Linked DNA regions of Homo sapiens: regions 2, 3, 4, 5 and 6 are each linked to region 1. Evidence: chromatin contacts called from ENCODE Hi-C or POLR2A ChIA-PET data. All regions are on one chromosome and are shown on one strand. The core of a region is the stretch at or near the end of the contact, and the rest is flanking DNA. Distances in the headings are between cores, read along the strand shown.

Region 1 (3,688 bases), core at 1,008-3,507:
TGCTTTTTTTTTTCCCTTAAACTGGTAATAGATGTCCATGTAGTTAATTCACACAACAAGGAACTATTGAGTGCCTACTATGTACCATGCACTGCTGTAGACACGAGACACTTGGAGAAGCAATAAAAAAATTTCTCCTTCTGGAGCTTGCATTCTAGTAAATGTTAAATATTGTGTATCTTTGTTTATATCTTAAATGTTTCATTATAAAAATTTTTAAATAATTTTAAAAGGAATGAGAAATATGGATGTGAAATCTCAATTTAAATATGGTAATGGGCAGGGCATGGTGGCTCACGCCTGTAATCCCAGCACTTTGGGAGGCTGATGTGGGTTGATCCCCTGAGCTCAGGAGTTTGAGATCAGCCTGGGCACATAGCAAAAACATGTTTCTACAAAAAAAAAAAAAAAAATGCTGGGCATGGTGGCACGTGCCTGTGGTCCCAGCTACTCAAGAGGCTGAGGTGAGAGGATTGCTTGAGCCTGGGAGGTGCAGGTTGCAGTGAGTGGAGATCGCACCACTGCACTCTAGCCTGGGTGACAGAATGAGATCCTGTCTCAAAAAAAAAAAAAAGAAAAAAAGTAAGCAATCAGGAGATGGAAAAGCCCTTTGTCCAAGTAAACTGGGAGATCGCTAACTAGAAAACATAATTTAAAAGTTCAAGGCATAGGCAGGAGAGGAGATGGCAATGTTTTAGACAGAAGAAACTAATCCAGCAGTTTAACTTTAAAATACATTTTAAAACTTTTTTTCCTTTCTCTTGGGTTTCAAGATACAACCTTGAAGCAAACTGCAAAAGCCTTTTCCCTTAGCTGTAAAATAGACCCCATATCCCTCCCTTTCTCACTGTATATACTCCCTTCACATTTATCTTACTGTATGCTAGTATTTAATTATCTGCCTTCTGAGAAGTTCCAAGGGCTAATCTTGAGACAGACAAACCAAGCCTGGAGACACAGCTGCAAAATTCCAAAGATTACTTCAAGGTGGCTAGTCAACAGCGGGGCCATTGTGGAGATGAGACCAGCCCACGCTCCAGGTAGGCTGGGACCCAAGATAGCCACCAGAACAAGACACACAGACGTTGTACTCTGTACAATTCTTGCATGCTTCCCATATCAAATTTTCCTTTTAAGCCGTTCTCTTTCCCCCCAAAATCGAAGTGGTTACTTTAGATGGGAATCTGGCCACTTCCCCATTACTCCGCTCTCGGTTTTTTTGTTTGTTTTAGTTTGAGACAGGGTCTCACCTTGTCACCCGGGTTGGAGTGCAGTTGACAGCTCATTGCAGCTTGGACCTCCGGGGCCACAGCGATTCTCCTGCCTCGGCCTCTCAGTAGGTAGGACTACAGGCACGCACCACCACACCCGGCTAATATTTGTAATTTTTTGTAGAGACAGGGTTTCGCCATGTTGCCCAGGCTGGTCTCGGACTCCTGAGCTCAATCTCTTGTTAACTGGACTCTGCAAGCCGCAGGGAGAAACGTGCTTTCCTTAGAAAACTAGACTAGAGCATATTTACTGATGCTAAAGAGGTTGGTTTTGTATTTCCCTGGGCAAATAATTCTCTCTGAGCCTCCGTTTCTTCTAGAGATGATGTCCATCTTGCAGGATTGAGAACTGGTATAAGCTCCATTATGAAAAGTGACTGACACAAGCTTGGCAGAAAACGGGTATACTCCGTTTCTCTCCTTAATATCCTCCATGCCATTTGATTGCACAGCAGGGTAGGCGAGTGAGAACTTAGTGTTAGACTCTGTAAAGTATTTAAGATGTGCAGCGAGCTCTGCCTGTCTGAAGTTTTCAACGGACCGGAAAAGGATACTTTCAGGTGCTGAATTATTAAGAAACATATGGTGGGCCCCATTTCCATTTCCCCAGGCTTAAAGGACATGGACAAGCAGGTGAGCCCCGCCCCTGTCTCTCTTCCAGGGCGGAGCTTGGGTAGGCCCCGCCCTCTTGCTCGGTGGGGCGGGGCGAGGGCTGGAGGCGGGGTAGGTCCAGCGAGCGAGCGAGCGCCCAGCGCCTCGGGCTGAGTGAGGGAGGAGGTTCGGTGGAGAGGCTGCAAGTGGGCGAGGGCTGGGCGCAGCGACCTCATTGGAGCCGGCCGGTGGACGCCCCGGCGGAACCGCCCAGAGTTCCTGTCCTGCGCTACCTACCCGAACGCGCCTGCGCGCTGCGAACCCCGCCCCGGTGTCACCTGTTGGAGCCCCCCGCCCGCGTAGCCGTGCACATGCGCACTGCCGGCCGCCGGCCAGTGGGGTCACGTGTTGCGCGCGAGCCACCTCCCCTGCTGGCGCTTCCTGTCGCTACCGCTGCGGCCCAGGGCCCGCGGGAGCCCAGGGCGGTGCCGGGTGAGACAAGGCCGGGGTTTGGCTCGGATTCACCGCGAGGTATGCCGCGTCCCCGCCCCTCGGCGTGGGGAGTTCTGGGGACCGCGGGGGTAGATGGAGGCGGCGCGGGCGGGGCAGGGCGGCGCGTCCCGCAGCGCGGGAGTGGGGGTCCCGTGTCGCCTCCCCCTACGGACTCCGTTGCCCACCTTCCGTGAGGCCTGGCTGTGTCATCGGGGCCGCAGCCTTGGAGTGTCTGGCCTCGCTTTCACCTGAGCCGGAGTCACTCCCGAAATCTGACACTCAGAGTCCCCCGGAGCGCCCGCCAGCTCCTCCGCCCGCTCCCCGCCGCCTCCACGCCCGTCAGCTGGTCTCCCCGCCAGCGCTGTGGCGAGATGCGCCGGCTTCCTGCCTTTTCCCCCTACCTTCTGTGCACCTCCCCTTTGGTGCCAGAATGGGGTTTCTGAAACACCGATACGATCCCGCCACTTCTTTCCCAGCGCCCTCAGAATAATGCCCAAACGCTTTTCGGCTTAGAGGTTTTCATATTCTGCCGCTTGCTCACATTTCCACCTCGGCTTGTGCATTCAGGCCTCACCGCTTATGCCCCAGTCATACCAGGCCTCAGGTTCCATTGTACAGGCCAAGCTGCTCCCCACTTCAGAGCCGTCAAGTGTTCCCTCGTCTTGGAATCCTATTTCCCTCTTTCCCCCAACTTCTTTGCGTGACTCAGCTCAGGCGTCACCGCCTCGAAGGAGGAGCCTTTTCTCCCAGGGCTGAAGAAGGGGTCACCTCAGGGCACCCATGGCCCCTGGGGCAACCCCGTGTAGTCCACCTCCACCCTGTAAATGGTCATTGAAGGCTGAGACCGTCTTAGGTTCATTTCTGCGCTCCCAGTGCCCAGCGCAAGGTCTGACACAGGAGGTCCTGTGAATAACTGTGAGATCTTTATGGGAATCAGAATGCTGAGCCAGCTTTCTCCAGAGCTCAGCTGTGAGATGGAACTTTGATGACATGTCCTTGGATGATGAAAATGTTCTGTGTGTGTGCTGTCTGGTCATAGCCCCTCACCACATATGGCTGTTAAGCACTTGGAATGTGTCTGTTGTGGCTGATGGACTGGATTTTTAGCTTTATTTCATTTTAATTCATTGAAATTTAAAATTAAATAGCCAGCTGTGGCTTCCATAAGCACAGCTTTAGAGCCTTTCTGAATTCTACCCAGCCTTCCACCCACCCTGAACCTAGAGTACTTCCCTGAATGTGCTTTTTAAATTTGAGTCCGTTCAGAACATTCCTCAGTAAACCCATTAACAGGTGATCCCCATCCCTCCCATGGCCTGTGCTGCTTCAGTGCT
Region 2 (3,486 bases), core at 131-2,630, 1.5 Mb before region 1:
CAGGCTGGAATTAAGGGGCACCATCTTGGCTCACTGCAACCTCTGCCTCCTGAGTTCAAGTGATTCTCCTGCCTCAGCCTCTTGCAATAACTATTTTTAAAATAATAAAGTGACAACATTAATAATATTAACTTTGTAGCAACTAAAGTATAGCTAAAGAGAATATGTTCTCATGCTAGCAAAAGGTCTCCTGATCCATTCTTTTATGTCATGTTATAAAGGTAATTTGATTCCAATGTGAAAAATTATTTCACTCCAGCAGGAGTTCATAAGACAAAACCACATTTAACATGTAACATAGGGCCTGAATGTTCTTCCCCCAAAATGAGGCCCTTTCAGCGTATGGTATTTTTGCTGGTCAGATTACACTGGGTAATCAGATACAAATTGGAAAAGAAAATGTAAAGATCACACGGAAGCCATCCAAAATAGCCTGATATATTTTAATAATTCTGTTATTAGTTTACTGCATCTTATAACATTTTCTTTTGAATCAAGTCACAGCCGTGTGTACTTTAGGCTGTGGCCATCATAAACAAATATGTAAAGACACAGAGTTAAAATAGATGAATACCAATGGCTATCCATCAGTTTGATGTAATCTAACACAAATGACCATTAAGAGACTTGCGAAGAAATCAGAGAAACAGAATTTCACAAATGAGCTTCTGCATAACTGAATGACAGCATTGCTGGTGCCTATTGTTTGGTTTGGTCAAGGTTATGCTTTTGGGAAGCCAACCCTCCCTTCTAGATGACTCTGTTGAAAAGTGAGGCTAGTGGAAGATTTCAGGGTACAGAGAGCTAGATTTCTATGAAATATATTCAAAGATGGTAAAGTGAGTACTCTCCTCTTCCCTGGTAAAATTAGGGATGTGTTACCATGGAAACTCACCCATCATCACCACCAATGTGGACAGGTTTAAATCTTTTGGCAAGGAGAGGATGACTGCCTCCTCCTGTTTCTAATCCCTCCTCTTCCAACTCCTCATCTCTTCCTAACAACTGGAATTCTTCCCATAATTGGTTCTAAAAACTAATTTAGTGTCTTAAATGATCAATTCCATAAATGCAAATTGGGTAAAATGAATTTCCCTAATAGAAGGAATGCCAGCTTGAATTACTTGGTATCAGAGTGGCTGGAGAGAGATACCGTACCTCAGAAGTGTGCCTGTAGAGTGCAACTGCTCTCTCAAAGACCGTGTGCAGGGAATGTGGTCTCCAAAGTGGGAGCAGTGTCAGGCTCTACTTTCTTCAACAGGGAACTGTTTCTTCAACAGGGAACTGGCCTGAACAGCTCAAGTGTTGCTTCATTTTCTGATAATAACAATTTGTCTTGATTGGGTGCTGTGGCCTGCATTCCTCAGCTGGGAGTTGTTTGCTTAGATCAGAAAAATCTGAGCTAGTGATTCAGCTAGGGACACAGGTCAAGGGTAAAAGCCAGCTGGGTCTCAGGGAGAGCTAAGCCTTGAGAAGCCCTCCCGTTGGTCACCTAGAATTGAGGTATCTGTCCAGATTAACTGTGGAGCTTTTCCAGAACAGCACGAACTTCCTCTGGGTTGTAGTTCCAAGGGCCAGATTTACCCTGCAAGAGAAACGAATCAGGCATTCCCAACTTGTAAGGATTTCCAAGTTGTAAGGAACATGTAGGTCTGGAGGTTAGTTGCAAGAGGTGGTCAAATGATGTCTGTGTAGGAGCCATCAGCATGGCTAATTCAATGGCAGATGCAACCGTGAGGTGGTTGAGAAAGTGTGTACAGTGGCATCAGCAGTTAACAGGAAGGTTGGACAGAGAAGTAGAAAAACTAGAGGACATAAAGTGACATAGTCTTTCAAAAAGAGAAGGGTTCTGTACAAATAAGCTTTTCTTCCATAATCAGACCTTCAGACTGGCCTAATCTTCTCCAGCCTTCACATCAAGTTCTACCCATCCTACCTCAGAACCATCTCTGCCTCTCCAGTTCTACTGCCCTAGGTCAGCCCTTTTCATCCTACAGCCTGGGCAGCTGCCACCCCTCCCAGCTATCCCCAGTCCTTAGTCCCTGCTCCCTCCTGTCCATTTTTCAACCAGGAACCAGTGAACTTTTTTCTTTTTTTTTTGAGACAGAGTCTCGCTCTGTTGCCCAGGCTGGAGTGCAATGGCGCAATCTTGATTCACTGCAACCTCTGCCTCCCAGGTTCAAGCAATTCTCCTGCCTCAGCCTCCTGAGTAGCAGGGAATACGGGTGCACTCCACCACGCCTGGCTAATTTTTGTATTTTTAGTAGAGACAGGGTTTCGCCACGTGGGCTAGGCTGGTCTCGAACTCCTGGCCTCAAGTGACCTGCCCGCCTTGGCCTCCCAAAGTGCCGGGATTACAGGTATGAGCCACCACGCCCGGCCATGGAACCAGTGAACTTTCTTTTTCTTTTCTTTTTTTTTTTTGAGAGAGTCTCACTCTGTCGCCCAGGCTGGAGTGCACTGGCACAATCTTTGCTCACTGCAACCTCCGCCTCCCAGGTTCAAACAATTCTCGTGCCTCAGCCTCACAAGTAGCTGGGATTACAGGCACACGCCACCACGCCTGGCTAATTTTTTTGTACTTTTAGTAGAGACAGGGTTTCACCATGTTGGCCAAGCTGGTCTTGAACTCCTGACCTCAGGTGATCTGCCCGGCTCAGCCTCCCAAAGTGCTAGAGTTACAGCCGTGAGCCAGTGAACGTTCTAAGTACAGGTCCGATCATGTCTCTTTCCTGCTCCAAACCCGTCAGTGGCTCTCCTTTGCCCTAAGATGAAGACCAAACCCCTTGGTCTAGAATGAGACCCCTGTGTAACCCCAATGTCTCCAATCGTTTATTCACACTCTGCCCTACTATGCCTCAGTGCCTCCACCCACCCTCTTCCCTATACCGCAGTGATTTTCACTCACTGTGCTCACTAGGCCAACTCCTTATCCTTTAAGGCCCAAGCAATTGCTGCCCCCTCTGAGAAGCCTACCCTTCCCCAGAGGTTGAAAAACTTACAGTCTGAGAGCCAGGTTAGTCCTGATGCCTCACATGCTTTCATTTGCATGTCGTCTGCAGCTGCTGTTGTGCTATAACAGCAGAATTGAATTGTTGCGACAGGGATTACTTGGCACAAAGTTGAAAATATTTACTATCAGGCCCTATACAGAAAAGGCGTGCTGACCCCTGCTCTGGAGTCCCCCAGCAGTTGGGACACTGTAATAGTCTTACTTGGGTCTTCCTTATCCCTCAGCCTGTGAGTACCTTGAAGTAAGGGTGTGGGCCATTTTCTTTTTTTCTTTTTTTTTTTGAGACGGAGTCTCGCTCTGTTGCCAAGACTGGAGTGCAGTGGTGCGATCTCGGCTCACTGCAACCTCCGCCTCCCGGGTTCAAGCAATTCTCCTGCCCCAGCCTCCCAAGTAGCTGGGATTATAGGCACATGCCACCATGCCTGGCTAATTTTTGTATTTTTAGTAGAGACAGGGTTTCACCATGTTGGTCA
Region 3 (3,580 bases), core at 528-3,027, 1.1 Mb after region 1:
GTAATACCACAATCAAGACTGGACCTTACTGGTATATATGAAATGCCCCCAGAAGAATTTTATTCAGAAAACGAGCATATATATGATCAGGTTTTTCTGGTGTGATGAGACATTGGTTTACACAGGAATGAGAAAAGAAAACACTAGATAATGATGTCATCACATGAAACAACAAAGGAGCCTACCCAGTCAGAAAACTAAACTCTTCAGGAAGAAATTAAGCACTACTACTATTGAAGCCCTCTGGAAAAGGGTGTATTCAATATCATCTAAAATGGAAAAAGTACAGGAAAGGTTTTCACACATCTATTGTGGATTATAACATCCACATACCTATTTTGAGTTTAAGAGGTCTTCACTCGAATTCTGCAACACATCTGGGACTACTGATTATTGTACAAAAAGCAGTACAACGTATTTAGGAGAGTCTTTGATACAAAGGGAGAACACGAGTAACCGAAGGAATTTCCCAAGCCAGGTTTAAAGGTTTCCAAAGTTCAAGCTAATCAAGTTTTCTTAAGTCAGCACGTTTAAAAGGTGTGTCATATGGGTGGAGCAAAAAGAGGAGGGATTAAAATTTATATACATATATATATATATATATATACACATATATATATATATACACACACACACAAGTAACTCGATGTCGCTAGGGTTAAAATCACCACTTGGAGATCCGTCTCCCAAGCAGAGGGAAAACCTGCCAGATCCAATTAACAAAAAGACGAGGGAGGTGGGTAAGAGGACGACCACACATGAAAACATAAATGGGGCGGGGGGGTGGTGCTTGGCAACCACCTATCCAGAACCCATAATCCAGTTGGCGGTGCGATGAGGAAATCATACGATTCAGACATAAAGACAGGAAAATGTCACTCCCAAACTCCACAAGCGAACCACCAGACACTGGCCAAGGGGATGTGATCACATACTCTGATCCCAGAACTCAAGGGCAGAGGGTATCATCCCCACACGGTGCCCGAGGGCAGGCGAAGAATCAACCTTACTCTGAGATCAGAGAGCAAATGCCCTCAGATCCAGCCCTAAGGGGTCAATGCCGCCCAGGCCAGGCCTTGCCGAAGCCAGGGGCAGAGACGGCCCCGAAGCCCCCTCAATCTCCGCCAGAGCTGCCTCTACTCGCTCCCCCCAACACACACCCTCCCCTACCTGATATGGCGGCGGCGGCTCCTGATCCGGCTCCGTCCCCTCGCCAAAGCTAGCCCGGTCGGACTGAGACTCGTGAAGCAGGGAGATGTCATCCGAGGTGGGGGATTTGAGGCAGTTCCCCATCTTCCGGAGCTGGGGTGCGTGATCTGGGGGAGGAGAAAGCAGCGGTGGGGTCGTTCGCACACTCCGCGGTCCGCCTCGGTTGGCGAGGTGGGGTCGGGCGACAGGCCGGGGATCAGGCGGAGGCGACTCCACCGCCCCACGGTGCCGCCGAGGGGCCGCTCATGCCAGCCCCCGGGGTTGGGGGATCAAGGCTGGGCCGCGGGCTCCGCTGGGGTCGCGGCGTTCGCCTCCTGCGAGGCAGCGATGGGGGGGGGGGGGCGGGGAGACGAAGCACTTCCCCACCCCGCCCCCCCGCGGGGCGGCGGCGGCCACGGAGCTGCTGGGCCTAATCCAGGTCAGCGGGGGGGGGCGCGGCCGTCGCGGCTGCCTCAGCTGCTGCCTCAGCTGCTGCTGCCCCCGCCGACGCCGGAGCCACGGCCGCGGGCCTCATCCTACTCCGCCTCAGCGAGACGGCGGCAGCCAGAACGAGGCCGGCTCGGGCACTGCGTCATCGCGCCGTGCGTGCTCTGGTCCCGCCCCCGGCGCCAGGAGGCGAGGGCGGCTCCGGCGGCGCCCATCCCCCTCTCCACTAGCAGCTGTTCTCGGTGCTGCGTCAATTTTTGCTTCTCTCTGACTGCTTGGCTCCGTACCTGGCTCCGAAACCAATCTCCCGTCTCCCGCGCCTCCCCACATTCATTGCTCCTGCCCCGTCTAGGGCTCAGTTCTTACCTGTGCACTGCCTGACAGTCTTCTCACCACCCTCCGCCAAGCGGTCTATTTATATAAACCCATATCGGAATGGATCAGTCCCATGATTAAAATGTTAAAAGCTTCCCCTTTATCCCTTCACAATAAAGTCCTAGCTCGTTACTGAACCATCCCTGCCTGTCCAATCACGTCCTTATCCTTCCACATCACAGCCAGAGAGATTATTCTTCCAGTTGTATATCAGATTGTTCATTTCTTTCCAGTCCCAGCACCAAAGTCCAAGCCACCATCATCTCTCACCTTGGCTTCTGCAATAGACTCTCAGCTGTTCCTGAGTTCATCATTGCCCACATCCAATTCACTGTTGGCACAGTTGACAGAGTTATCTTTTTAAAATTTAAATCGGATCATGTCATTCTCCTGTTAAAACCTTCAGTGTCTCCTCAAGGCTGTCCTTAAGACAATCCTTAAATGGTTTACAAATCTGACTCCCTTTCAATCTCATTAGCAGCATTGTCACCTCCTTCACAAATTCTAAACTAGACTCTCTAAAATGCTTTTCGTTATCTGGAATACTATTGCCTCTGCCTGGGGCCTTTGTCCATATTGTTTCTCTCACAGAAACCCACTTCCCTCCACTCCCAACCTTTCTGCTTCTCATCAGGCTAATCATTATTCTCAGGAATCCTTCTGGATGCAACTTCATTTCCCCTGGGGAGACTCTCCTGACCCTCCAGTCTGGGTTAGTCGCATCCTGTGTGCTCTCAGACCCTGAGCTTTTCTCTGTCACAGCCTGATCAAGCTGAATCATCTGTCCCTCTGTGCAAGGCTGGCACACTGCCCAAGGTAGAGTATGCTCTCTCCTTGGTTGAATGAGCAGCTCAAACAACATATGCAAAAGAAGGAAGCAAGAAGGATGACAGTGCTCCTGATAGACGTTCATTCAACAGGTGGATCTTGACTGCCTTTCGTTTCATTCACCATTTACTGAAGTTGTGTGTGCGTGTGTATACCAGACCCCACGCTAAGGACTGGGGAAAAGGATGATCATACCTGGCTTGTTCCTGATAGAGCCCAGAGACCACCTGGGAAGACAAGTAATCAGGTGAGTCCTAAGCCCACACCCTGCCACGGACCCCAAGGTTTTTAGAGGAACTGAAAGACAGCAATTAGTTCATTTGAGTGAGGAACAGAAAGGATTCTTAGAGGTAGGGCTATATTAAACTCGAATGGGTCTGAACACTCTTACTCTGCAGTCCCTATTCTACGAAGTCACTATCTTATTTAAATGCACTCAAATTCCACATTAAATATCACCTTTTTGATATAAAATTTTTGAAAAGACTCATAATTTTGGGCCAGGCGTGGTGGCTTACGTCTGTAATCCCAGCAATTTGGGAGGTCAAGGCGGGTGGATCACTTGAGGTCAGGGATTCGAGAGTAGCCTGGCCAACATGGTGAAACCCCATCTCTACTAAAAATACAAAAACTAGCCAGGTGTGCTGGTGCACGCCTGTAGTCCCAGCTACTCGGGAGGGTGAGGCAGGAAAACCGCTTGAACCTGGGAGGTGGAAGTTGCAGCGCAGTGAGCCCAGATTGT
Region 4 (3,571 bases), core at 936-3,435, 1.5 Mb before region 1:
AAAATTAGCCAGCATGGTAGTATGCGCCTGTAATCCCAGCTACTCAAGAGGCTGAGGCAGGAGAATCACTTGAACCCGAGAGGCGGAGGTTGCAGTGAGCTGAGATCATGCCACTGCACTCCAGCCTGGGCAAAGGAGTGAGACTCTGTCTCAAAAAAAAAAAAAAATAGATGTGGCTTAAACAATAAATAATTGTCTCTCTTGTGTAAATGAAATTAGGAGGTAAAGGCAGGTAGCCTAGAACTGATATGGTTGCCATAAATAATCAAGTCTCCTTTAGGCTCAGTACTTCATTTTCCCTACAGTGTGACCCCCTTTCTGTGGTCCAGTATGGTGCTAGAGCTGCAGCCAACACATCCCAAATCCAGGCAGCTGAATGGAGGATGGGATTAAGAAGAGGCAAAGACCATCATGCAGTAGCTCCCTTTTAAGGGGGTTTCTAGGAAGCTACCATGCAATACTTTGATTATATTTTATTGGCCTGAACTCAGTCAGCTGGCCATACCTAGCTGCAAAAGAGGCTGGGAAATATAACTATATGCCCAGTTAAAAAACTGGGAGTTCAATTATTATGAAAGAAGGGGAGAATAGATATTGAGGCAGACAACGAGTAGTCTCTACCACAAGAACCTTAGAACCTGAGGTGTCTTTATGAACACGCATTTGGACTGATTTTTTTTTTTTTTGGACAGGGTCTCACTCTATGGCCCAGTCTGGAGTGTGATGGCGCCATCACTGCTCACTTCAGCCTGAACCTCCCAGGTTCAAGCAATTCTCCTGCCTCAGTCTATGGAGTAGCTTGGACTACAGGTGTGCACCACTACACCCGGCTAATTTAAAAAAAAGTTTGTTGTTGTTGTTGTTGTTGTTTTTGTGGAGATGAGGTCTCACTATGTTGCCCAGGCTGGTCTCAAACTCCTGGCTTGTGATCCTCCTGCCTTGGCCTCCCAAAGTGCTGGGATTACAGGTGTGAGCCACTGTGCCTGGCCTGGACTAATTCTTTACAAGTTTTCTCCACCACCGGATAGATCTCTTCACGGCAGAGACTTGATCTATCAGTTGTATTCCCAGTTTGTCCTACAGTGCTTTAGACATGATTGATAGTAACATGATTTTGGAAGTGAATAGGATATAATCTTAAAGCATTCAGGAAGCCATTGTTAGCAAACGTTGCAGAGCAGTAGGTGTGATCTCAATTCCTCTCACCAGCCTATGCATTTCCTTAGTCAGTAAATCACTGAATCTATTTCTGTCTTGAGTATTGCATGTTGACTGTGGCATGTGATTGAGCATAAAAAGGCGTTAGCGATATGCATCCAGAGATCTCACTGAGGTCTAAAGCACTGAGAAGACTTCATTAGGTGAAACTTGGGTTGGTGAAACACCTTTTTTCTTACTGGCAGTATATTAATGATAACATTTGTATAGCATATTATTTACATCCTCACAACATCACCAGGATATTTTTATTTTCATCCTTATCTTACTGTTGAAGAAATGGAGGCTCAGAGAAGATAAAAATATTCAATTTAGCAAGTGGCAGATCTGGAAGTAGAAACCAGATTTTATGAAACCAAAGGCATCTCTAGAGAATTTTTTTTTTATTTCAGTAAAATTACTGCGTACCTATTGTGGAGAAGACCACCACATCCTTTGGTTTCACTTTTAGGTGACTTATAAAGTAATAGGGAGAAATGAGGGCAGATCATTTTGCTAGCTCTAACTGAAGAATTCCAGTCAATCAATACTGTGGCTGTTATCGGCTTTATAAAAGACTACTATTCCCAGCATGCCTCAAGGCACCTCCAGGAAGACCTTGACTCCCAGCATTCTGTACTTTGGAACTCCGAGTCCCAGAATGCAACATTCCTCCTACTTCCTCTCAGGGGGCCGTCGAGACTACAGTTCCCAGCATGCAGCGCCGCCACCTGCTTCTGGCGCCCCGCTGGACCCTGCTTCGAAGGGACCGTTTGGTCGCCAGAGGGCGGTTCCTGGAGTTACAGCCGCGTTTGCGGGACGTGTCTGCGCGGCAGTCCTGGCCTGTTGAGCTTGTCCAGACGAAGCCTCGCAGGGATGGGTTGGAGCCTGGGCCGGGCTTCGCTCAGGCAGCGTTTGAGGCAGACCCAGCAGGGTCCTCCTGGGGCCTTCCTGCCTTTGAACTGCGGTGGCGGGCGGGCGCACGGTCTCCTGTACGCCCTAGACTAGGGGCCGCCATCTCCATGGCCACGGCCGTGAGCCGGCCCTGCGCCGGCAGGTCGCGGGACATACTGTGGCGCGTGAGTGCGGCGTGCACTGTGGCACGCACTGCCAGGGTCGGGCCGGGCGGGCAAGCTCTGATCGCGCGTGCGCGCTGGGCGGGGGAGGGCCGGTCCCGGGGCAGCGTGGAGAGAACGCGTGGGGAAGGCACCACTTGGGGGACTGATTGCAGGGTTGTGGGAAGTCCTGAGTGGAAGTTGGTTACGGGGTAGGAGAGGGGTCCTGAGTGGAAGGAAGCTGGTCAGAGTGGGACGGATGGACTGAATGGAAATTGGAATAGGGAGTGAGGCGGAGTTTTACGCAAGGGTACCGTATCCAGTAGGTGCAAAATAAATAACTTAATTTGTTTCGTTAAGAAGTGGGAAGGAATGCACGGAATTGGAAAGAAATGTGGCATTAGTAGAGGCTGGGGTTAGGGTCCAGTAAGCAGGGCAGGTGTTCTTTGTAAGGTAGAATGGGACTGAGCTGAGTGGAATAGTACTTCCTCCTTAAAGTTACGGAATTAACAGTACTACATCGCTTCTCTGGAGTGCAAAGAGAAAGAGGAGAAAGATCCCTTTTGGAAAAGTGCTTCTATCCCAGTGCACTGCCATCTCCCCTGTATTCCAAACTAAAAACTTTTGGGTCCGTAAGTCTTATCTTTTTTTTTTTTTGAGCCGGAGGCTCGCTCCCTGTTGCCCAGGCTGCAGTGCAATGGCGCGTTGTCGGCTCACTGCAACCCCCGCCTCCAGGGTTCAAGGAGTTCTGCCTCAGCTTCCCGAGGAGCGGGGATTATAGATACGCACCACTACGCCCAGCTAATTTTTGTATTTTTAGTAGAGATGGGGTTTCACCATGTTGGTCAGGCCGGTCTTGAACTCCTGACCTCAAGTGAGTCATCCGCCTCGGTCTCCCAAAGTGCTGAGATTACAGGCGTGAGCCACCGTGCCTGGCCTCTAAAATTTTTTTAAAAATTATTTTTATAATAGAGATACGATATCTTCTCCAGCCTGGTCTTGAGCTCCTGGGCTCAACTAGTCCTCCTGCCTCAGCCGCCTAACTATTTGGGACATCAGGTGCATGCCATCGTGCCTGGTGTATGTTTAGCATGCATGAGTACTTCATTCCTTTTTGTGGCTGAATAATCCACTGTATGGACATACCACATATTTTGTTTATCCATTCATCAGTATGTGGGTATTTGGGTTGTTGCCACCTTTGGCACTTGTGAGCCACCGCACTTGGCTGACAGTGTCTTCTGAAGCAAAAAAGTTTTAAATATTGCTGATGTCCAATTTATCTATATTTTTCTTTTGTTGCTTATGCTTTTGGTGTC
Region 5 (3,876 bases), core at 238-2,737, 1.6 Mb before region 1:
ATTAATCTCACCCACCTGTTCGATCCCTCTAGTATTCACTGGATGAAGCCTGGGGGGAGGGGGTGGGGATAAGATTAAAAAACAAAAGCAAACAAAAAAACAGTGCACATCTGGGGAAAGAGCTAGTGGGAACACAGCCAGGACATTTACAACGAGGCCTCCCTTCTTCCCTCAGCCAGGCCCAAAATGAGCTACATCCATATACCAGGAGAACATCTGCCAACCCATGGCCTTCATCCCAAGGCTGCAGACACTTTTGGTTTATCTGAAAATGCAGTATTCTTGGGAAAATTTCTAACATAAAAACCTAAACAGAAACTAAACTATGGGTAGTTCTAAACCACCAATAACCAACAATCCACCTTCATTGTTCTGTGTGTCCCCATTCTTCAATTTTCAACTTTCCTCACTACTTTTTTCCTATAATATGCACTTTCCTACCTGCCTTCTCACCCATACCCTTTCAGGCTCCCTACTTCCCTCCAAGAACATGCCAGTCTCTCCCACAACGTGACACTCTTACCAATTCTAGCGCTTCTCACACCAAAAATCCTAACCCCACTCCCTTCGCCCACCCCAGCTCTCCTGCCCCTTTCAACCTTCAGACCCTTCCAGCCCTTCCGAGCCCCTGGTGAAAGGTGGCTTGCTGTCCCACAGACCCAACCTTCCAACCTCCGATCTCCCAACCTTCACCTGCCTCCCCTTCCTTCCCCACACTCCTCCACCCCCCACTCCTCTCCTTCACCATCTATTCTTCCCTTCTTCCCACTCTAGGGGCTTCCCTCTCCTAGGACCCCAATCTCTCCATCCCTTTCCTTGCCTTCTGTTCTCAATCTTCAAGACCCTCTTCCTTCACGCCTCACTATCCCCAACTTGGCATTCCACACCCCCAACTTTTCTTCCCTGCCCCCAAGACCCCACCCTCTCTATTCCTATCCTATCTCGTTTCCTCCTTGAACCCCTAAAATCCCATTCCCTTCCCCCTTCCTTCTTCCCGCTCTCTCCCCAAGCATGCCTCTCCCCGAGTCCACCCAGGCTAATCCTGCTCCCTGTCCCACCCAGGCCCCGAACCCCAATTCTCACACGTCCCCATAGCCTGCCCCCGCACCCCTACGCCACCCTTAAACCCATCGCCCCCACCAGTATACCTCATCCTCCCCTCAACCCGCGCCCCGCCGTCCCTCTGGGGCGTCCCCTCCCCCACCCCGCCCCTCCCTAACACCCCGCCCCCGCTCCCACACGCAACCCGGGGCCCCGCGAGCGGCCCGGCCCGCGGCCGCCACCTACCTGTGCCCCTGCCCGGGGCAGCGAGCGGCAGCTCCTCGGTGACGGCTCCCTCCTCCCGCGGCCCGGCTGACGGGGAAGGGCTCAGCACCCCGGGCACAAAGCTAGGAAGGGTGGGACACAGTGAAGGTGGGAGGAGGGAGGGGGCTGGGGGCAACCAGGCGCCGTGGGACCGCGGGACCGGCGGGGGCGGGAGCAAGGCTGGGCCGGGGAGGCGCGCGTGCGCGGGCCCCGGCACGAAGGCGGGGCCGGACCTGGAGGCGGGGCCAGGCCCAGGGCAGGCGACCCGAGGGCCGAGGGTTTGGAACTCGCAGAGGTGGGCCCTGCGCGTGCGTGCTCGCGGGAGGGTGGGTCCCCTGGGTCCTGCGGGCCCCGGGGATAGAGCTGAGCTGGGGGAGGGTAGGCAGCGCGCGCCCCGGGACTGGCCTGGGGAAAGGCGCACAGGAGTGGTTTCGCATCTTGGCCCGCGAAGTAATGGGAGCCGGAGAGGGCGGGGCCGATTGTGGGCGGGGCCTGTGGGAGGCGTGGCGCTAAGAGCTAGGGGTAGGAGGGGCCGAGGCCGCCGCGAGGGGGCGGGGCTGAGGCGGGGTGGGGCCTCTGGGAGGCGTGGCGCGAAAAGCTCGGGGTAGGAGCGAGCGCGCCCGGGAACTCGGTGGAGCGAGCGCGCCCGGGAACTCGGTGGAGGCCGCGGTGGCGGGGTGGGGCGGGGCTGAGGGCAGGGCGGGGCCTGTGGGAGTCGTGGCGCAAAGAGCTCGGGGTAGGAGCGCGCGCCCGGAAACTCAGCGGTGGCCGCGGCGAAGGGGCGGGGCTGAGGGTGGGACGGGGCTTGTGGGAGGCGTGGCGCGAAGATTTCAGAGTTGGAGCGCGCGCGACCCCGGACTCCACGGAGGCCGCGGCGAGCAGGCGGAGCTGCGGGTCGGGACGCTCTGCGTGGGGCGGGGCGCAAGGGAGGTTTCGAGCCCGGAAGGTCCGGCGCCCAGAGCTAACGGGAGTCCCAGGTGAGCGGGTAGCGGGGTAGGCAGGCTGGCACCAGAGGGTATGGGGGCCTGGCCGGGCAAGGCAGAAGGACGGGGATGTTGGTGGGAAGGGAGCAACAGTGGAGGGGTGGTGAAGAGACGCGCGGCGGGAGGCGTGGAAGGGCCGCGGCGGGAGGTCTGACGCGGGCCCGCCTTTTCCTCTAGACCCTGGAAGCGCCACTACCAGCCCACGAAACTCTTTGAGGCCAGAAATAGCGTCTTGACCCCCCAAAAGGGAAAACCAGTTGTAAATCGAAATTAATTAGTCTACCAAAATGTAATGTAAGCTGTCAGCCGCAACGTAACACATCTAGCTATAAATTGTACCTAAGGTCGGGGGCATTTATATATTCTTTACATAATTTGGGGCGGGCCTCCACAAGTCTGAGGCTTTAGGGCCTTGAACTGAGGAGGAGGGTTTGGGATGGAGGTGAGAAGGTGGTGCCAGGGCTGGTTTGCCTTGGAAGCCGTGGCCCTGGCCCCTCGGAGACAGAAGCCTTAGGCCGGGTCCGTGTTTTCTAAAGTACACCACGTTCCCAATGGATGATGCTTGAAGAAAGAGCGTGAGGAGTCCAGCTGTAGCACCAGAACCAAGGGAGCTGGTCAGGGAGAAGGTCCTCTAAGGACTTGACCTGAAGAGGTTTGGGGAAAGAAGGACCACAAAGGGCATGTGAGCTAGCGATGAAAGGGTGAACTGGGGACGAAACCAGTGGCACTGGTTTAGAAGACAGGATAAGGCATCAGGGAATACCAGGGTCAGGGATTGTAAAAAATGGAAAGGATAGCACCCCAGAGTGTACCACCTTTGGTAAACTGCGGCCCTGAGGAAATTGCCTTGCTCTAAAGGGGTGGGGGATTAGACTACCTCCCAAACCTGCACTTTGTTTTGTTTTTTGGAGACATAATCGCTCGTCGCCCACGCTGGAGTGCAGTGGCGCGGTCTCGCCTCACTGAGCCTCCGCTTCCTGGGTTCAGGAGCTTCTCCTGCCTCAGCCTCCGGAGTAGCTGGGATTACAGGCACCTGCCACCACACCCAGCTAATTTTTATATTTTTAGTAGAGACGAGGTTTCACCATGTTGGTCAGGCTGGTCTTGAACCGCTGGCCTCAAGTGATCCGCCTGCCTGGGCCTCCCAAAGTGCTGGGATTACAGGCGCCTGCCACCAGGTCCGGCTAATTTTTGAATTTTTAGTAGAGAGGGTTTTGGGGTTTCACCATGTTGCCCAGGCTGGTCTTGAACTTGTGAGCTCAAGCTGTTCGCCCACCTCGGCCTTCCAAAGTGTCAGGATTACAGGCGAGTCACCAGGCCTGGCATTGTATGGATTTCTCTAAGGTTGGTTGCCTCTTCTCATTAACTGCAACAAAGAACCTTAAAGAAAACCAAGTCTCTGCCGTTTCTACTTAAGTAATTCTACCCAAAACAGGAAATAGGAAGGGTAATGGTGAATATAGAAGGTGTGAAATGAGTTTTGTATTAAAGCATGTGTTTGCTTCTCTCAGAAAACTTAAGAATGTGAGGTAAGAAAAGAACTGAACATTTGGAGAGTACATTCTTTCCTATTCATCTGCTCCATATC
Region 6 (3,995 bases), core at 167-2,666, 1.4 Mb after region 1:
TTCTTAAGGGAAGCCTAGGCCTTCATGCTACATGATGATTTCACTAGTTATTTTAGCTCTACAGGATAAAATCAGCAATCTTACTTCACATTTTCAAGCTTTTACATACTTTCCAAAGCAAGTAAATGCCCCATGACAATCCAGAAGCTGATATTTTCCCAAGTCAAGGATGAACAACTTCCACTGTCACACTTTCTCTAACCTGGACGACAATTACAAACTGTCACACTTCATTGTACATAGTCTTTGGCTGTTTTAGTTACAGAGGTTGTCAATTTCTGACCATGGGTTGAAACTTTCAATATTTGGTGAATATTCCAAAATAATTTCTTATGAAAATGAATAGGCCGGGTGCAGTGGCTCACGCCTGTAATCCCAACACTTTGGGAGGCCGAGGAGGGCGGATCACGAGGACAGGAGTTCGAGATCAGCTTGCCCAACATAGTGAAACCCCGTCTCTACTAAAAATACAAAAAAAACTTAGCCGGGCTTGGTGGCGGGAGCCTGTAATCCCAGCTACTATGGAGGCTGAGGCAGGAGAATCGCTTGAACCCAGAAAGCGGAGGTCGCAGCGAGCCGAGATCGCGCCACTGCACTCCAGCCCGGGCCACAGTGCGAGACTCCGTCTCAAAATAATAAATAAATAAATAAATAAATAAATAAATAAAAATAGACTGACTATATTCAAAGCTGGATTCAAGTTTTATCCCATTTGTAAGATGTCTCAGCTTAAAAAAACAAATATAACTGCAGCAGTAGAAAGGTTTTCCCTTTTTTCCCCCTTTGGAGCAACCCTATTAACTCGAGGTTGTTATTTCTCATAACTACCTTATCAATTAAAAAAAATGCTCCTCCTCTTCTCTGGAACGAGATTTTTACCTTTCTCAGCTTCCTCGTCTCTCCCATGTCTACCATGGCAGTCTGGTTACTTCTGTGTTACGGAGTCTGAGGATGCAGACGTCAGGGAGCTTGGGACTGGGTGTGACAGTGTGGATTCGGTTTTGACAGGTTGAGCGTGAGAGACTATATGAAGCTGTATTTTGCTGAAACATTGTAGAGAAAAACATATATTTCTGAAATGCTGTTTGTTAGACGAGTTGTAACAGTGTGTTTAGTTGGTTTGTGAGGGTGGTGTGTATTTGTGTGACTAACCACGTGAGGTGCACAATCTGGTCCCCGCCTCAGCTAGGGGGAGGCGCTATCCTGAGGCCTTTGCTTAAATCCAAACTGGAATAACCTGTTGCGAGACTTGAAGCTTCCGCAGCTGCAGGTTGCAGTCTCTGCCGCCAGCGCAGAGATCCTGGCCGGGTAGTCGCGCGCTCAGCGCTTGACAGGAGGGTGGTCACGTGGAGCCGCAAAGCGGCGCTTTGCGACCTCGATGACAGGCAAAATGTGCGACAGCCGTGGCGCTGGCCAACCAGGGGCGGAGGCGGCGGCCAGGGAGGAAGCGGAGGAGGCGGAGGCGGCCGCGGCGTTCGCCCGCCCGCTCGCTCGCTCGGTTTCCCCGCCCCCGCCGGGCTTAACGCCGCTGAAGGTATCCGGGTGCGCGCTGTCGCAACCTGCCCTCATCCTGGCCCGCGACTGTAAGACCGGACCCACATCCAGACCAATCTTCCTGTCCGGGCTGCTGCGACGCGGGCTCCGCAGGTTGCAGGCGGGCGGCCGGGGCGCCTGAAGGTTACCGAGTGCATGAGCGCCTAGCGCTTCCCGCGCTGCCCCGCCCGCTGGCCCGCCGACCCGCCCGCCGGCTCGCCCGCCAGCCCCTCGGCGCCCGGCGGCGGCGGCGGCGGTGGCGGCGACGGTCGCAGGAGGTGCCGTCTGCCTCCCAGGTGCGCGCTTCGCTCCCGGAGCCGCGGAACTCGGCGGCCGCCATGGCGTCCAACATGGACCGGGAGATGATCCTGGCGGATTTTCAGGTGAAGTATCTGGCCCTCTTCCCCTCCCACTTCCAACCTCGTGGGTTTCCGGTGCCACAAGGGAGTCTTCTTCCCAGCGTTTGAACGCTGCAGTGGTGTGTCATTTAGGCTTTTATACGGTGCGTGGCGTGTGTGTGTGTGTGTGGCGAGCTATGGAGAAGCGTATAATTTATATGCTATCATGAGTGTGTAGAATGTGTTAAGTACGGGTTGAATGGGATTGGAGGTATTAATGACTTGGGTTACAATGTGTGTGGAATGTGTAGTGTTTCCTGTATTATATGGGGGGACGTGTAGAGTTTTTGTTTTAATTGGTGTTGGACCATTAAGTATGGGATGTTTTGGGTGGTTCTGTGGGGAGAGATGTATGGAGTGTGAGCGTGGAGCGTGTGGTGTTATGGGCGTGGTGTATTTATATTGTATTAAGGGAAGAGTAAAAAAGCAGAATGATGAGATGGCGAGGGCAATGACAATGGGGTACTGAGGTCCTTTTCAAAGAGGAGTAAACATTTGAGACTTTGCCTAATTGGAATCTTTGGAGGGTAAGAAGATAACAAGGAGACAGATAAGACTATATATTCCAGAGTATCTCTGCAATGAATTCACAAGCTTAATAAATTACCTATTCATATTTGCGGATTCCCCTCCCCTACAGACTTGAATTGCTTGGTTGGTGTCCTTTCTCCAGGAATACTTTAAAGGATAAGTAAAGGCTGTTCTCTTAATAAACCCAGTCGTAGTGCCACTGACATGTAAGTATCTTAGGAAGGCCCTTTGAAAGTAGAACTGTATGCATTGTGAAAGACTTGGAGCTAGAACTAATATCCTGTGAGTGCTACCTTTGCCTTTTGATGTTTGGTGAAGGAATTATTTTAGTGAGATATTTTTGGCCATTTTGGCATCAACTTAGAAGCTACTGTCAAGTATAGGCAGACTTTTCCCTCTTTTTTAATACTCACATTGCACAGGTTCTAACACTAGCTTAGTAGGCAGTATTTTTCCTTGCTGAAATTTTGTTGGGCTTTTCTCTCTCTCTGTTCTATTAAGTTCCTTATTTTTTTTAAAATTAATTAATTTTTTTTTTTTTTTGAGACGGAGTCTCGCTCTGTCGCCCAGGCTGGAGTGCAGTGGCGCGATCTCGGCTCATTGCAAGCTCCGCCTCCCAGGTTCACGCCATTCTCCTGCCTCAGCCTCCCGAGTAGCTGGGACTACAGGCGCCGGCCACCACGCCTGGCTAATATTTTTGTATTTTTAGTAGAGACAGGGTTTCGCCGTGTTAGTCAGGATGGTCTTGATCTCCTGACCTCGTGATCCACCCTCCTCGGCCTCCCAAAGTGCTGGGATTACAGGCGTGAGCCACACTGCTCCCGGCCCTTATTTTTACAAATTAACGTTCAGATAACCATTTTCAGAGTTTGCTGTTTTGGTTACCCAGTGAAATCTGATATACAGGTATTAGGAATATGCATATATCTACAGTTTGATTAAACCATAACCTCCAAACTAATAAAGGAGTGTCCTTATAATAAAAGTTGACCATAAGATTTTGATGTTTTGTAGGTTTAGGATTGGCCTGAGGCTTTTTGCCTGCCTACATTTTAAAAAATTTTTCAATTAATTAATTAATTAAATTTTTTAGAGATGGGCCTTGCCATGTTGCCCAGGCTGGTCTTGAACTCCTGGGCTCAAGTGATCTACCCACCTCAGGCTCCGAAAGTGTTGGGAATACAGGTGTAAGCTCCAACACCCAGCCCTGCCTAAGTTTTTCATCATCGTCTTTTTGTTTTGTTTTTGTTCTCCAGTTCCATTTTTTATCTAATGTGGAATGCACTGTTTGAAAAAGGACTCTATATTTCAAGGTGTAGTTTTACCGTGTTACAAAATTGTCTTCTGATTTCCCTCATTAAAAACTTTATAAAGTAATTATAACTTTGTTTTAATTTTACCTTTTTATCTCTAATAACTTGCATCTGCTTTCTATTTTTTGTGTGTGACAATTATTATGCTTAACTGTTAACCTTATATTGGCTAAAGGACAGGAAATTTAGGCTTCTTGTACTCAGGCAAAGCAAGATTTTC

The links. A loop is a pair of places that touch in the nucleus more often than their neighbours do. ChIA-PET counts read pairs that join two places held with the same protein, here RNA polymerase II (POLR2A). Pooled maps may share reads with other maps.
Region 2: a map of breast epithelium shows a loop between it and region 1 (10-fold over the local background). The contact joins the enhancer-like site here to the promoter of CC2D1B in region 1. A Hi-C loop is called at or near these places in 1 of 168 maps with a recorded cell type or tissue (breast epithelium). POLR2A ChIA-PET finds 5 or more read pairs at or near these places in 1 of 52 experiments (activated CD4-positive, alpha-beta T cell).
Region 3: a loop to region 1 is called in a map of CD8-positive, alpha-beta T cell, with 13 times the contacts of the local background. The contact joins the promoter of RNF11 here to the promoter of CC2D1B in region 1. A Hi-C loop is called at or near these places in 1 of 168 maps with a recorded cell type or tissue (CD8-positive, alpha-beta T cell) and 9 of 50 pooled maps. POLR2A ChIA-PET finds 5 or more read pairs at or near these places in 1 of 52 experiments (OCI-LY7).
Region 4: a loop to region 1 is called in a map with no recorded cell type, with 20 times the contacts of the local background. The contact joins the promoter of NDC1 here to the promoter of CC2D1B in region 1. A Hi-C loop is called at or near these places in 1 of 37 single-sample maps with no recorded cell type and 9 of 50 pooled maps. POLR2A ChIA-PET finds 5 or more read pairs at or near these places in 1 of 52 experiments (AG04450).
Region 5: a map of CD8-positive, alpha-beta T cell shows a loop between it and region 1 (26-fold over the local background). The contact joins the promoter of LRRC42 here to the promoter of CC2D1B in region 1. A Hi-C loop is called at or near these places in 4 of 168 maps with a recorded cell type or tissue (B cell, CD4-positive, alpha-beta T cell, CD8-positive, alpha-beta T cell and 1 more), 2 of 37 single-sample maps with no recorded cell type and 11 of 50 pooled maps. POLR2A ChIA-PET finds 5 or more read pairs at or near these places in 1 of 52 experiments (activated T-cell).
Region 6: a loop to region 1 is called in a map of CD8-positive, alpha-beta T cell, with 11 times the contacts of the local background. The contact joins the promoter of FAF1 here to the promoter of CC2D1B in region 1. A Hi-C loop is called at or near these places in 4 of 168 maps with a recorded cell type or tissue (B cell, CD4-positive, alpha-beta T cell and CD8-positive, alpha-beta T cell) and 11 of 50 pooled maps. POLR2A ChIA-PET finds 5 or more read pairs at or near these places in 1 of 52 experiments (PC-3).

What each region holds. Positions count from the first base shown.
Region 1 is chr1:52,364,774-52,368,461 of GRCh38, reverse strand. It overlaps CC2D1B (coiled-coil and C2 domain containing 1B), which reads left to right and starts at 2,257. Exons shown (of 25, transcript NM_001330585.2): 1 at 2,257-2,393. RefSeq lists an enhancer at 16-65 and silencers at 1,878-2,507, 2,548-2,657.
Region 2 is chr1:53,908,030-53,911,515 of GRCh38, reverse strand. It overlaps DIO1 (iodothyronine deiodinase 1), which reads right to left. Exons shown (of 4, transcript NM_000792.7): 4 at 430-1,585. The coding sequence ends at 1,517. Among named protein-coding and RNA genes, the nearest start is that of DIO1, 16 kb to the right of the region's middle. Within about 2 kb of position 1,380, at least 3 of the 41 ENCODE cell types and tissues checked have a DNase peak (open chromatin) inside an H3K27ac peak, as active enhancers do.
Region 3 is chr1:51,234,470-51,238,049 of GRCh38, reverse strand. RNF11 (ring finger protein 11) reads right to left here and starts at 1,777. Exons shown (of 3, transcript NM_014372.5): 1 at 1,171-1,777. The coding sequence starts at 1,293. LINC01562 (long intergenic non-protein coding RNA 1562) reads left to right here and starts at 2,954. Exons shown (of 2, transcript NR_147076.1): 1 at 2,954-3,085. RefSeq lists a silencer at 1,513-1,992.
Region 4 is chr1:53,836,910-53,840,480 of GRCh38, reverse strand. It overlaps NDC1 (NDC1 transmembrane nucleoporin), which reads left to right and starts at 2,185. Exons shown (of 18, transcript NM_018087.5): 1 at 2,185-2,276. The coding sequence starts at 2,220. RefSeq lists an enhancer at 1,712-2,191 and a silencer at 2,302-2,431.
Region 5 is chr1:53,943,961-53,947,836 of GRCh38, reverse strand. It overlaps LRRC42 (leucine rich repeat containing 42), which reads right to left and starts at 1,487. Exons shown (of 9, transcript NM_001256409.2): 1 at 1,288-1,487; 2 at 16-49. IFT25 (intraflagellar transport 25) reads left to right here and starts at 2,138. Exons shown (of 6, transcript NM_016126.4): 1 at 2,138-2,282. RefSeq lists a silencer at 1,172-2,241.
Region 6 is chr1:50,957,688-50,961,682 of GRCh38, reverse strand. FAF1 (Fas associated factor 1) reads left to right here and starts at 1,416. Exons shown (of 19, transcript NM_007051.3): 1 at 1,416-1,916. The coding sequence starts at 1,872. It also overlaps a transcript of CDKN2C not described here. RefSeq lists silencers at 1,450-1,609, 1,720-1,769 and an enhancer at 2,080-2,129.